2 separate regions of the Homo sapiens genome follow, and region 2 is linked to region 1. The links are chromatin contacts, found by Hi-C in ENCODE. All regions are on one chromosome and are shown on one strand. The core of a region is the stretch at or near the end of the contact, and the rest is flanking DNA. Distances in the headings are between cores, read along the strand shown.

Evidence for each region. A loop is a pair of places that touch in the nucleus more often than their neighbours do.
Region 2: a map of PC-9 shows a loop between it and region 1 (2.1-fold over the local background). The contact joins two enhancer-like sites. A Hi-C loop is called at or near these places in 1 of 168 maps with a recorded cell type or tissue (PC-9) and 1 of 37 single-sample maps with no recorded cell type.

Annotation. Positions count from the first base shown.
Region 1 is chr5:39,622,850-39,626,386 of GRCh38, reverse strand. No RefSeq gene overlaps it. Among named protein-coding and RNA genes, the nearest start is that of LINC02104, 100 kb to the right of the region's middle. Within about 2 kb of position 1,671, at least 8 of the 41 ENCODE cell types and tissues checked have a DNase peak (open chromatin) inside an H3K27ac peak, as active enhancers do; they include PC-9, where a contact is called at or near this core.
Region 2 is chr5:40,383,179-40,386,533 of GRCh38, reverse strand. No RefSeq gene overlaps it. Among named protein-coding and RNA genes, the nearest start is that of LINC00604, 140 kb to the right of the region's middle. Within about 2 kb of position 2,098, at least 7 of the 41 ENCODE cell types and tissues checked have a DNase peak (open chromatin) inside an H3K27ac peak, as active enhancers do; they include PC-9, where a contact is called at or near this core.

The DNA of each region.
Region 1 (3,537 bases), core at 422-2,921:
GAGATAAGTGCCCTGTCTTCTCATCCTTGAGACACTTTCTCGTGAGAAGTTCCCAGAGGAATTGAGCTCCTGTAGCTATAGTGGGGACCAATTTGATAAATAACTCTTACCATGGTGATATGGTTTAGCTGTGTCCCCACCCAAATCTCATCTTGAATGGTAGCTCCCATAATTCCCATGTGTTGTGGGAGGGACTTGTTGGGAGATAATTGAATCATGGGGATGCTTTTCCCCATACTGTTCTTGTGGTAGTGAATAAGTCTCACAAGATCTGATGGTTTTATAAATGGAAATCCCTTTCACTTGGCTCTCATTCTTTCTTGTCTGCCACTATATAAGACGTGCCTTTCACCTTCCACCATGACTGTCAGGCCTCACCAGCCACATGGAACTGTTGAATCCATTAAACTTATTTTTACTTATAAATTACCCAGTCTCGGGTATGTCTTTATCAGCAGCCTGAAAACAGACTACTACTCATGGCTTTCCTTCCTTCCATGTTACTCTATTCCAGTCCCCATCTCAGTTACCTAGGGTCACTTCCTAAATAAGTCACCCACACACAAGCCCCTGTTACAAGCTTTGTTTTCTGGGAATTGGGTTGGGGAAGCCAAGGTAAAGGCAGTTGTGACACTAGACACTAGGGTTTAGTGTTCCCAGATACAGAAAGTAATAATGTCAATTACTTATCCGTATTGTCAATAAAGAATAACTCACCTGTGTGACTTCCTTGAGTTCCTGTCCACATGCTTCTTTCAAATAGTTAATATGAATCCTATCATATCTATGATTTAATGCCATTGCAGGATATGGCTTATTTATGCCATGACAAAATATGCAGGTGGACAATGTAGTTGATAATCTTATGAGCTTGTTAAATAGCTACATAAGCCTGGATAACTAGAAACCATCACCTTGATATTTATGACCAGGAACATGGCAAGAATAAGAAGAATGAAGAAAAAAAATATATTTTTAAGGAAAATGTTTAAAACAAATGTTTAAAAAATCTATTAATATGACACACAAAGAAAGACTGAAACGAGATGTGCTCCAAATAAAAGAAGCAGGTTTCTTAGAAGCAAAATTCCACAAGTTAAATCAAACTTCTATTCAATTATAGAATTAATAGAAGTTGAATAACTTGTAGCAATGAAGCAGTCTGATGTTCAGATAGATTCCGTGGAAAACATTAACTATAGTGCAAAGGTTACTTTGCCTGTTCATACTCTTGCAGCAAGTCCAGAGTAAACGAATGTAACTGCCTTTTTCCTGGATATTTCTGGTCAAAACAGACAAGCAAGATTTTTTAATAGAGCAGCATAAGAATGAAACTACAAAACAAAAATTATTTCAGGTTTGTCCAAGTCTCTCAGGAGTTGGGCAACTTTTCTTGGATTATTTTTAGCTCATACAACAGGAAGAAAACATTCAGAAATGTAGTGCAATGAAAATGGTTTTCAAAAGTAAGTTTTCCATTAACCCAAAAGAACATGTGACACTTGCTTATTGCCGAATAGCAAATCACTATAAAATGCTGTGGCTTAAAACAACAGCAATAAATAGTTAATTTCACTTATAAAACTTCAGTTTTCACAGGGATCCTTGTGAAGGTTTTACCTCTGCTCCACATAGCATCAGCTGGGCAGTTCAACTGGTATTGCAGGATTACTCCCAGGATGACTCATTCACATGGCTGGCTAGTTGGGGCTCACTATTGACTGGCAGTTCAGTGGTTCCTGTTAATGACCAGACCCTGATTCTCCCCATATGGACCTATCTGCAAGCTGCTTGGACTACCTAACAGTATGGTTGCTGAATTGAGAGAGTGTCCCAAGAGAACAAGGTTAAAAATCACCTTTTATAACTCAGCCTCAAAAACCACAAAGTATTAACATTATTGACAAGTACATGCAAGTGGAGAGTACATAGTTCCCATTACTGGATGGGAGCAGTGTCAAAGTTAAGTTGTAAGAAGAGGAGAGATACAACATGTTACTGCAGTCATCACTGCAATAAGATTGAATAAGAAAAAGGAACAACAACAAAAAGTTTCTGTAGAAATGGTCTCATATGAAAATCTTTTTGATAACAATATTTGGCACATTATTCTTCTTTAAAATTTACACCTTAATAGACTAATAAATTATAGTCTCTGAATTCAAGGGCTGTGCAAAAATTAGAAAACAGATGCTTGAGTAGTAAGTGAAAGGAGCACTACTACTCACTAATTTGACCTTGACCAAGTTTTTGAACATTTATGAACCCTAATATCCTCATCTCTAAATTGGAACTAATTTATTTTACAGAAAATAAAATATTTTCTGTAAAGCATAAAACTAGCAAATGCATTTAAAAACATTATTTACCTTCCTCTTTGGGCATGGCATTTCACTGGCTACTACTACCAGCCCTTGAAATTTGCAGTATGACAAATTAAGTAACAAATACGAAAAGAGATAATTTCTAAAATTATGTTTCACTGAGAAAACTCTAGATACTAGGCTGTGGGGTGATGTACTGTAAAGTGTTTTTGTTACCCGTTAACCCAATTTTTCATTTAAAAAAATTCATTTAAGTCTGAGCATGGTTGCTCACACCTGTAATTCCAGTACTTTGGGAGGCTGAGGCAGGTGGATCACTTGAGGTCAGGAGTTCAAGACCAGTCTGACTAACTTGGTAAAACCCCATCTCTACTAAAAATAGTAAAATTTAGTATAGCGTGGTGGTGCTGGCCTATAATCCCAGTTACTCAGGAAGCTCAGACAGCAGAATCGCTTGAACTCAGGAGGCAGAGGTTGCGGTGAGCCGAGATCACACCACTGCATTCCAGCCTGGGCAACAAAGCAAGACTCTGTCAAAAAAAAAAAAAAAAAAAAAAAAAAAAGTCATTTAGCAAATCACATGCTATCTGGGTATACTTTAGTCATGGCTTAAAAATCAAGAGACAAGATGTTGCCTACCCAAGAAAAACATAATTAAGAAGGCCTTGGGGAACAGTAAAATTCAAAATAAAAATAGAAAACATCCTCTTCTACATTGAGCAAAACCAGGAAATGGGTCATGTAAAGGAAATAACCAAAATTTAAGTATGGAAGACATTTAAAGTACTTATGTAAGATTAGAACCCACTAAATTAATGTGATCAGGACCAAAATACATTTATTAAATGTTACATACAGTAAAAAAAATTCAAAATACTTGGTTATATGTTCACCATTTAATCACAATTAAGTAAGTAAAATTAATGTTAAGAAATGCAGAAAAGTTAAGAAAACAGTAAGGGAAATGATTAAAGTTTGCAAAATCAAAACTAGGAGGAAAGTTAGACAAATGGAATTAGCACAATCTCGTTAAAAGTCAGCCAGGCACTTATTAATTGCTTGTAAACATGCAAAGAACTTCTAAATGAATACCTACCTTTCCTTTGCATTCACAAAAATGTTAGTTAAGGGATTTAATCAATGATAAAGCTTTAGGTGCAACGGTTTTTAAGCATCTGAGACTCACTATACAATTAGGTTTACAATGAATCTT
Region 2 (3,355 bases), core at 849-3,348, 760 kb before region 1:
TTGAGAATTTGCATTTCTAAGAAGTTTCCCAGTAACACTGTAGCTGCTGGTCTGGTGACCACACTTAGAGAACTACAACCACAGATGTAGAGAAACCCTAGAGGCTTGTTATTAAAAAATGTGGTTTGTGGAGCAGCAACAGCAGCAGCAGCTGGGAGCCTGTAAAAAATGCATAGTCCCAGACTCTCCCCAAGACATATCAAATCTGCATTTAGTACTGGAATCTATGTTTCTTTTTTTTTTTTAAAACAGGATCCCCAAGTGATCACATTAAAATTAGAACATAAGACCACCTTGAGTAAAACTTTCCCTGTTAGTGTCTATCTTAGTGTTTTCTTCTTAGGACTTTTCTCAGTTCTTCTCTATTTTTCCCATGAGAATCAAGAATGTAGAATCTTGGTTGCTTTTTTAATTTTTCTGCTAACCATTCTCTATCAAGGGTCTAGTACAGTGCATTCACATAAAAGGCACTTACATAACTATGGAATTAGTGATACTATAAAAGAAGAGAAGGCTGGGACAATGGTTAGATACCTTCTTTGGCTTTAAAGATTTGAATAAAAATGTGTTTCTAGATGAGTTGAATACTGGAGTTCAGGAGCTGATTTTGCAGCTCCTGCAGGCTGGAAGTTTGAATGGTCCTTTCCTTGAGCTTCACCTGTACCCAGGGGGTATGGGTGACTCACTTGGCAAAAATTGCCTTGTGTGGTGCTTGTTCTCAGCCTGCTTGCCAGATTCCTCTTCCTGGCAAGGTAGGGCCCCATTCTTTTTCCTTTTGAGGAGTGGAAATAGTCTGGTGTTTGTGGATCACCAGCATCCAGGAAGTGCTCCTGGGATAGCCCTACTTCAGAACTGTGAGTGATGTTTAAAGTGTTGGTGACCACACAGGTTTCTTCACACTTCTGCAGCCAGCTGGCATTCCAAACTCATCATGCTCAAATTGACTCAGTCCTAAATAACCAAACACTGTGAGAGGGTGGAAATTTGGTTTCCAAAGGGAGTTACTGAAGTTACAAATCCTGACTAAAGTATATATTTTTCACATATAAAAATAGTCTCTGGGCTCTTGGATCAGTTTTATTTTTTTTCTTATGCTTTTAATCATAGAAAATAGTCTCCCCATACTTCTTTTGGGAAACATAGTACGTTTTTTTTTTCTCCTCCGTTGATATTTAGTGCTAAGAGTGAATTTACCAAAGGGTTTGTGAATTCTGTCTGTATATCTTAATGTGCACCCACAACTTTGTAGACAGATGGAAAGATGAAGTAATTCAGAGGTTCAAAAGAAAAAAAAAAGCAGAAATGAGCAACATTTCATAATCTTCTTTGCAACTGGCTTCATTGACCTTTTTCTTACTTAGCTTCCTTCCCTTCACGGCAAGCTTTTGAAAAAATTGGGGACAATGTAATAGTGAAGTGACTATTCTATGTTTTACAGGAAGATTTAAATGAGAAACAATTGCATTGACCAAATTAATGAGCTAGATTGTAGTAGGGCAAAGGTTGCCTGGGGTGTATGCAGGGGGAGGGCAGGAGGGATTCAGCTGAATGAAGTGACAGCCCTCTTTGTTAACTTCAGACCTGGAGGTGTGCTACAGTGTTTTGTCATTGAAGGGTGTATCATCTTAAGGGCATGTAATTTGCTATTAGTTCTCAATTTCAAGCTATTTCCCTCTTAAATCTGAAAAAGTACCAATCTGAGGAGATTATGCCAGGTATATACTGAGTGAATGCTTCACAAGTGAGGCTCATCCAACATTATGGTGAACATTACTATTTAGTCTCTATAAAATTATATCAGAAAGTGAGAAGTATAGATGAGATTTGCTCCAATTCACTCAATGAATCTGGCAGGTTGGAAATAGGCTATTACACTAGACTTCCTGATGGTTTAGTGGGAATTCCTTTGCTTATGAAGCATCCATTATTGCCTGAGGCATTACTAGTGATTAGAAGGGAAATATTTCTGCTCCAATGCCTTTTGCTTCAGCAACCATAGTTTAGCCACGCAAGGGGGAATCACCTTTGCTCTGGTTTCTTGTCTTAGTGTGAAAAGTCCCTGAGCAGCAGCCTACCTCTCCCTTCTCCTCATATTTAATCAGTGAACACTGATGGGGTAGCTTCAAGAGTAGGTACTGTACTAAAGCAAAGGCTGGTGGTTATGTTGGCAAAATAGAAAATGAAAATAAAGGAAACCCTATACAGTAAGTCCTCACTTAATGTTGTTGATAGGTTCTTGGAAACTGTGACTTGAAACAAAACAACATAGAATGAAACCAATGTTTTATTCTTATCAAGGATGTTGAAAGAAATGATATTATTCAAAGACCTGTTGTATGTCATTTCACTTTAAGTCACAGTTTCCAAGAACCTATCGACAGCATTAAGTGGACTTACTGTATATCATAAAGTGGAAAGTTTGGCACAGTAGTTACAAAGGGCAAGAGACGAGAAATATGAGGCTAAATTAAACAAGGGCTAAAATTTTAGATGTTATTTAGCAGAAAAGTTATGGTAAGGGAAATATTATTTGGGATTGTGCTTCTTCTATACATTACCTCATTCATCTCTATGGTAACCCTAAAGACACATTGCACAGGCATTCTTCCCAATGAATGCATGAGGAATCTGAGGCATGAGACATTTAGTTACATAACTGACTCTCCAGCTCATTTAAGGCTGGAGATAAAGTGAGAGCCAGAACTTTGGTTCTGAATTTTCTTTGAAAGATTTTCTGGGATCTCTTCTAGCTGTGTGATTGTTATGTGTAGTTTTAAGCATTTATGAGCATCTTACCACCATTCCCAAGAAAATGATCTATGAAGAAAATTGTCTTAATCAGCTCAGGCTGCTACAACAAAATACCATAGACTAAACAAAATACTATGCAATTTGAAGGCTGGGAAGTCTAAGATCAGAGCACTGGTAGATCTGGTATCTGGTGAGTGCACTCTTCCTAGTTTGCAGACAGCTGTTTTTTTGTTATATCTTAACATGGCAGAGAGAGATGATCTCTTGTTTGCCTCTTATTATAGAGGCACTAATCTCATTCATGGTGGAGGATGAATGAGATTAGGGGATGGTTCCACCATCATGACCTAGTAAGTTCCCAAAAGTCCAACCTCCCAATACCATCACATTGGGGATATAGGCTTTAATATGAATTTTGGGAGGACACAAATATTCAGTCCATAGCAGTTGTGATGTACAATATCTCTTCATATCATTTTAAAAAAGGAACAATGGATAGGCTTTTAAATTTGTGTCTTAGCTGTCTTTCATCTAAAATTACCAGTTCTCAAGTACTCTGCAATTTAACTGCTTTCAGAATTTCACTGCCTATCTATTGATGGCA